Regions from separate parts of the Homo sapiens genome. Here region 1 is linked to region 2. A link is a contact called in ENCODE Hi-C data. All regions are on one chromosome and are shown on one strand. The core of a region is the stretch at or near the end of the contact, and the rest is flanking DNA. Distances in the headings are between cores, read along the strand shown.

Region 1 (4,207 bases), core at 1,226-3,725, 1.1 Mb before region 2:
TCCAGTGTGGGACTAGAACCTGGCATATACTAGACACTTACTACTTAATGAGTTGTATTGTTGCACTTCCCAGCCCTATCTCTAATAGTTTTCTTCAGAGATGATATATTAGGGTAGTTTAGTGATTGGGAACTCAAGTCAGATAGAACTGTGTCAAGTCCCAGTTCTGCCATTTATGACAGAACTGTAATAGTAACTCCATTACTATTACAAAGTTTAATAATCATTTTGTGCTTTACTTTTCTTACCTGTAGTATGACAATAATAATAATACTTATAAGATTTGTTATGAAAACAAAATATAGTGTTGCAATATAAAGTACTTGGCCTATATGTTGCAATGTAGTACATTTTAAGTTTTGTTTTTTCTTAATTCTAAGTCAAAATAATGTTCGAGATGATGGATATGCTAATTATCCTGATTTGATCATTATGCGGTGCATGCATGTATTGAAATATCACATTGTCCCCTATGAATATGTATAATTATTATGCATCAATTAAAAATAAAATTTAAAGAAAAGGGAAAGTGATTAAGTAATCAAAACAGTGTAATCTATAATAAATAAAAGGCACATAAAATGCTATGATTGTGCATGTTCATGATTAAACATGATTAAATAAACATAAAAAAGCTATATAGACACCTCACCTTTTTTAGACTTCTTAATCTTAAAAATGGTTTCATTATTTAGTTTATAATGCATATAGTACTTTGTTGTAACTTTATTACTAAATATCACTATTTAGTTCCACTTTGACAATAATATCAATCCCCAAAACACATTATTTGCAAGCATCTAGTTTATGAAACGTGCGTGATTCATAGATAATTAAAGTTAAAATGAATTACAAAGTAAATTTTTAAAACTTCTATAGTTGAGCTTCACAAGCCACACCTATTGCAATATCCTTTTTCCGTCATTTACTTCCCTATTCAGAATAACACTATCCAAACTTCTTTTAGGGCATTAATATTATGTAAGTCTAAACGTGAATGTGGAAGTACTCAATGGATTAACTTAAGTATCTTGTTAATTTGTATTAATTATCTTAATTTTTTCTATTCTCGTTTTCAGGAGATTTGAATAACAAAGTAGCATGCATTGATTAAAATTCTAAGTTGACAAAAGCTATTAATTTAGGAAACATACATTTTATGCAAAATGTGGTGTCACGCAAAGACTTATTTATTTCAGTGTAGGATAATCCAGTATGGTGATCAAGATGCATACAGATCATATGCCAGCTTCAGCTCTGTAATATTTTTCTTTAGGGAAAAATGAAGAGCTGTCTTCAGAAGCTGCAATTTCAGGCATTCTTTATAAACACTGTGAATAGTTGCTCAAGTCCAGTTAATGTATTTAATATCGACAACTATCATGACTATTTGGATTGCAAAAGACTTCTTTTATTTCATAACACTTTCTTAGTCTAAATCACTGGTCTTTAAACTGCAGTCCATGAGTCATATCTAGTCTGCCAACCAATTTTTAAACAAAGTGCTATTGGAACACATCCTCCCACACTCTTTCATTTATGTATTAGCTACCTCCTTGGCTTTATGATGGCACAGTTGACTAGTTGTGACACAGACAGAAGGGCCCTTGACAGAAAAAATTTGCTTAAGTCTGGTTTAAATCATTTGCACCATTACGTCATTTCTCTACTACCTTGAATATCTCCAGTCCAGTGGAAGCTTCACTAAGCCAAATTTGATTTAGGGGATTCTTTCAACTATGGTAATGTATTTTCACTTTCTTTTCTCAGTTAAATTCTTTTAGATTTAGTATAGACCCACTGGCCACATTTAATAACCAAAGATCCACTCCATGCCTAACTGTTCTCTTTGAAGTTTCCTAAACTTCCTTTAAACAAATTTCACAGTCTCCTTTTAATTCTCATTATTCTAAACCTTTCATGCATGACAATTATGATCACCCTACCAATACAGAAGTTCTCTCTCATTTCTTGGCTCTAAATTATAATAATATCCTGTTTTTCTCTTTTGTTATAGTCTTCTTTGGCTCATCTTCTTCCTTTCACTTTCTGTGTGCATTCTCCTAGGCCATTTTATATTCTCATGCTATGCGTATCCCTAAAAAAAACTAATTTATTTTCATAGCTTTAACTATCACATCTATGACTGCTGACCCCTAAAAAGACCACCAAAATATCTTGTTGATCTGACAAAGTTGAATGTATTCTGTGTTGTATTAAGAGAAAACACCACCTTGATAGACTTTTAGTAGTGTCTTGGAAGGGGAAGGGAAAGGGCAGATCTTCATACAGTTTTGGGATTTGTCTTAAGGAAGGTCTTTCAAAGAAGGGATCTGCCTGGAATCGGAAAAAAAAGTTGTAACACAGATTTTTAGATTGGTGAATGCAGCAAAGCAAGAATTTTGAAGTGTCCTGATGAGTAATCATTTGATAAGCAAGCAGTTTGCACATTGAGTGATCTGTCATCCTGAGAATGGTGATATTTACCCTGATGAGTAACTTCTTGCCTTGAGCAGGGCAGCTAACTGATCAGCTTATTGTTCAGATAAAAACCTTGTTGCAACTTTATTTTCCTAGGCAATAATGTCCTGAAATAGTAAAGTAATGTTAACCTTGACAGCCTTAGTTCTTGAACTCATTAAGCAGTATGTTTGCAGGAAGTTTGTTCTCACTTCTAGTCCAATAACTTGCAAATAATATCTATAAGATACAGTCTCACTTACTCTAGATGACTGCTATGCCAGGTCCTATTTTCAGTTTCATTTTTATTAATGGTACTAATATACTTCAGGAATCCTAGGTTTGAAGCCTAGGCATTATATTTAACTGCTCTTTCAAAATGACTCCCAGTATTCAACCAGTCATCAAGTTTTGTCTGTTTATAATCTCTTTGATAAAATCCTCCAAAAAGTGATGAGACTAGCATAAGGAGGAAGTAATGAGCAGCCAGGGCTACTTCCTCAGATAGACTGAAGGAAAAGGTAACTTCCTGAATGAAATAATGGTTATGTATGTTAAAGCAGTGTCACAATTACTCAATTACTTGTTAGCCTGAGTCTAGGGTTACACAACTTCCAGAACTGTGATGTAAAAAGAAAAGGTTAAATTGCAAAACAAATGATAGGAGAGAGAAATTTGGAAACCACTAGCAAAACTGAGTGCAGTGCTGTGAAATGTCTTCATCAAGATCTACAACCAGTTAGAAGTTAGAGGTCTGGTATGGTTTGAATGTGTTCACCAAACTTCATATGTTGGAAACTTAATCCCCAAAGTAACAATGGTGGGAGGTAGGAACTAATAAGAGGTGATTAGGTCATAAGGGTTCCACCCTCATAAATGGATGAATGTTATTATCATAGAAATGAGTTCTTTTATCTCTAGATGGGGCTTATAACAAAAGCGAGTTTAGCTCCCTCTTGCTGTTTTGCTCTCATGCTCTCTTGCCCTTCCACCTTCCACCATGGGATGATGCAGCAGGAAGGCCCTCACCAAATGTTGGTGCCATGCTCTTGGACTCCCCAGCTTCCAGAACCGTGAGTCAAATACACTTTTATCATTTACAAATTACATGGCTGTGTGGAGTTAGCTCATGCCTGTAATTTGAATACTTTGGGAGGCTGAGACGTGAAGATGGCTTGATGTCAGGAGTCCAAGACTAGCCTGGACAACATTGAGAGACCATGTCTCTATAAAAAGTTTTTAAAAATATTTTCATTGATTAGAAAAATACCTAATTTGAGGTATTCTGTTACAGCAACACAAAATAGACTAAGACGGGGTCCCTATAAAGTCAATTTCAGTATATAATCAAGGTTGACTAATAAGAAAAGAGTAAGTATTGGCTGATTGAAATAATGAACCCTTACCATCTTTGTGAAGCATTCAGGAATAAAAGCAAAGTATTGTTGCTCTGTTCTAACTTTCTCTAGAGGATAGAAACCATACGACCATTAGCTGACTATTCTTCCTCAAGAACATAAATTCCTTCCTTCCCACTGACCACCAACATTCTGATCATGGATAGTTTGATATTTGGGGAATTGTGGATTCTGGTTCCCAGTTGGCAATGAATTCTTCACCACAACAAACAGGCTTGAGCCTGTTTTCGTGATTCTGTGAATGTCAGGTCTTTCTGATAAAAATTAGTATTCACCAGTAACTAAAAAACAGATAGAGGCTATCTGTCCTTAACCCTAAAAACCTGGCT
Region 2 (3,869 bases), core at 159-2,658:
CCCTGAGCAACTCAAATAAGCTAATATATGTGAAAGTATCTGGCACACATGTATAACACATGTGAGAGGGGATAATAAAAGAGGTAATGAATGTGAAAGTACTTGATAGATGATAACCATTCTTATTCCTAAATCAAAAGATGATCTGGGGTAGAAGGAGAGCAGTCTGGCTGATAGGAAAGATATGTGGGCGGTGTTGATGCCTCCCACCTGCAACCACATACAACTCTACTCTCCACTTCTGGCATTACCCATTTAGTGGGTGACCTACATTCCGGAATTTCCAGGACAGCCACAGATCTAGTCCTTCCCCTCAGGGGACCACGTGTCAGAGTTGGGGAAAGAGAGGGACTGTGGTCAAAGAACATATTCCTGGCCTCCCTGACCTGCACCCTCTGCATTTCTCTCCTTTCCTCTACTCGTCTTCAGTGGGGATTTGCTCAGACTTCTTTCATGTGAAATCAAACAGAACTAGAAAGGTAAATCTCCTGGGTGCAAAAAAAGGAAACAAAAAATCACCAGCTCCGTACAATACATTTGAACACCAAATAGAAATGGTTGAGAGATCACTGCCATTCTAGTTATCTGTGACACCCCTCCCCTCCCCACCACATCCCTTCTCCCGTCCTCCCCCATCCTCTCCCCCATCCTTTCTCCAGAGGTGGCTAGAGTTGAAAAAACATTTGTCTCTCAGCTGATCATCTGGGACTGAGGAGAAAGAGGAGAAAGCGAATGAATTATTTAAGTTCTGCAGTGTGTGTGTGTGTGTGTGTGTGTGTGTGTGTGTGTGTGTGTAGGGGGTTCAGCACCCCCCCCCTTTAATTAATGAACAATCTGGCCCATTGCTCCTCCCGTAAGTATGCAAAATAACTTCTTCATTTGAAATCCCTGTTGTTGAATGTACTCCTTGGGCACAATCACATTGCCGCCCCTTGTTCTGCATAAGAAACCGCTGTTTCCAAGATAAGAATCTTTTCATTTAGCTGTCATGAGCTCATCCTTTTTCCTGTGCATTGTGGCTCCTTCTCCTTTGAGTCAATACCCAAACAATGACTGCCTGTGCTCTGGCACCCTCCTACCCCCAGCCCCGGAAGACAGAAGGCTGAGGCCTCCGGAAGCCTGCCTAGGCAGGCAACCCAAATTCTTTTCAGGCCTCAGATGTCAAGAGGGCAAGCAATAAGAAGATCTGAGACCCCTGAAAATCTACTGGCTTTAAAGTAGACCCTGGGAAAGAAACTCTGAATAGTATGATGTGTGTGGTAGGGGGCGGACAGGCGCTGCCCTGAGATCATGAACTTAAACAGTCTGGGAAATGTAAGGAGAGGGAATAAGGACCCACAAATGTGCAAAGCTGCTGTGTCTCTCTTCCTCTGTCCCTGATCAGCAGACTGCATCCTGTCCCTGCCCTTTGGTTTGGAACAACCACGCCCACAGCAGAAACCACACAATGGCACTTGCACTCCAATGAGAAACTAGAGAGGCCTCAGATTCTGTGGAGTCCAAACCCTTTCCTCATTCTGTATGCGGGTAAATTGAGGCTTAGGGAGGGGAAGCAGCTTGCCTAACAGCACTCAGATCGTTGAAGAGGTGGGTGCTAAAACTCCAGACTCATGCTGTTTATTCTACCACACATGGCTGCCTCTGGAGGGAATCAATAACATTTGTGTACAAAGCACTGAGGAAAAAGACAAGATAGGAGATTAAATTAGATCACAGTAAGCTACAAAGCCTATACAAACAGTAGGGGTTTTATTGCTAGCTTCCTCATTTATAGGCATTGTTTTCAAAAGATCCAGGAGAATAACAAAACTTAACCTTTACCAGTGAAAAAGGACTCTGCAGAAGGCAGTGAGTTTCCAAGACAAAATGTATGTAGTCACTTTACCTTGGGGAATGGGGCTACGTGGTCACATCAGCTCAGCACTCGCTCATTATTTCCACTTTGGGGAGAGGAAATAATGCACCAAAGAAGCTTTAATTAAGCTATAGGTAACTAACATGTGTCCAGCAGGAGGCCTGGGGCACTGAGGCCCACAAGAAATAAGAATAAGAAAGGTCCTGCCTTTAGAGAGGTTATAAGCTGTTCGATAAGCTGTCTGGTCTCTGCAATTTGATCAGAAGCCCCTTCAGGGCCAAGCCCGTGTATCCCTGGTAACTTCCAGGAGAGGAAAGAGTTCCCAGCAGGCGCCCCCTTGCTGATTGGCTGGTTAAGTGGCTAGAAAAGACCTCTCACGCTGATTCTGTTGTGTTCCCAGTGCAGCTTTTTCTCCACGTTTGGTGTAAAGGAACCTTTATTACATTTCAAACAAACGGTTCCCCTGTGGCCCTGAGAAAGCTCCAGTGATTCCCAGAATGTCTGGCCACCTGTGGCCTTCAAGGTGGCGGAGAGCATTTTCCTCTTAGCCACCAGAAGAAGTAATGTTTCAATGCCAGTAATGATGTTGCTAAGAAAAACCACAGTCAGAAGGAAAGTTTTCCCTCACCCTCCCATCAGTTTGGGGGCAGTCAGAAATCTCACATCCTAGATAGAAAAGCAGCAGAAGAGGAAGTAGGAGACTTGGGTGCCCATCCTAACTTGGCCCCTTATTAGTGGTTAGACTTCAACAAATCACTTCTATCTCTTGGCCTCAGTCTTTTCATCTGTAAAACGAGGGCATTGACTTGAGCAAAGTTTCCCAAACTAAGGTTTGGAAGTCTGAATCTTTTCAATTGTGGGGTTGGAGTGAGGGGTAGATATAATATAATAAAAGAGATACTTGGTAGCAAAAAGACAAGAAACAATGGACTGGATGAACATTTTTTGTTATAATATTTCATGATTCCAGGAAATCCAGTTTTTGTTCATGGGATTGGCTTTAAAATGAAACAGGTGTTTGTTATTTAAAACAACTTCACTTCCAATTAAATTGGGCAAATTGAACACATGCACTTATCTGAGCTCCTTCCTGAGATCCCACAAAAAAAGAACAGGGGATTAAAAGGCCAAATGCAGTGAGTACAAAGGAAAAAGGGGGAGAGGCTATAATAAGCAAGAAGCACACACGCGTGCATGCGTGTACATGTGCAAATATGGAAACTAGAGAATGGCTAAATGAGTGGTTTAGCAGATTAGAAAAAGCCAAAACCCAAGGATGCGGTTTATACTCCAAACCTCAAAAAGCTCAGGTTTTGAGGGTACCAGTTATCTCTGAAAGTGGGAGTTTTGGTATGGAGTTGAAAACAGGATGATAGATTGAACATGATGATAAGAAACAGCCCCCAAATCCCTCCCTCCATCCCAGCAGGGGAGAAAACATTTAAACCAAGCACAGCTGAGGGCCCACTGAGAAGCTATGTTGAAAACTGGGATTAAGTTGGAGTCTGCCTTCTGAACATTGAGACCTCCAGTCCCCATCCTTGACTCAGTTCCCAAAATACTGACAGCCAGGTTACACATGCCAAGCGGAAGATTGGAAGATTCCACTCTGGGAAACTGACTGAACCCAGAGAAATAATTCAGATGATACTGAAGAAGCAGGCAGGATGTCAAATGATGTAGGGTTTTGTAGGCCATATTATAGTTTTTGGATTTAGCCTAAGGACCAGAAAGTCATTCAGGGGTTTTAAGCAGGGGAACAACATGATCGAATTTGCATTTTTTAAAGATGAAAAAGGAGCTAGTGTGGATTTTCAAAAAGTGAAGACCCTGTACCACATTTTGACCAGTTTCAGAGAGGAGGGGAGCTGTGCAGAGATGTGCTGGAGGAGTGCCTATTGGTGACCAAAGACATGGGATGCTGAAGCGATACAGAATGCCACCTGGAAGTTCGTTGGTAATGTGCCTGATCCTGTTTGAGAATGTAGATCACTGGTGGTGGGGTGTTGAAGTG

What was found. Hi-C counts contacts between places; a loop is a spot of excess contacts on that map. Pooled maps may share reads with other maps.
Region 1: a loop to region 2 is called in a pooled map, with 22 times the contacts of the local background. The contact joins two enhancer-like sites. A Hi-C loop is called at or near these places in 2 of 37 single-sample maps with no recorded cell type and 9 of 50 pooled maps.

The regions. Positions count from the first base shown.
Region 1 is chrX:125,292,864-125,297,070 of GRCh38, reverse strand. No RefSeq gene overlaps it. Among named protein-coding and RNA genes, the nearest start is that of TEX13C, 25 kb to the left of the region's middle. Within about 2 kb of position 2,475, at least 2 of the 41 ENCODE cell types and tissues checked have a DNase peak (open chromatin) inside an H3K27ac peak, as active enhancers do.
Region 2 is chrX:124,215,235-124,219,103 of GRCh38, reverse strand. No RefSeq gene overlaps it. Among named protein-coding and RNA genes, the nearest start is that of TEX13D, 120 kb to the left of the region's middle. RefSeq lists an enhancer at 367-2,127. Within about 2 kb of position 1,408, at least 10 of the 41 ENCODE cell types and tissues checked have a DNase peak (open chromatin) inside an H3K27ac peak, as active enhancers do.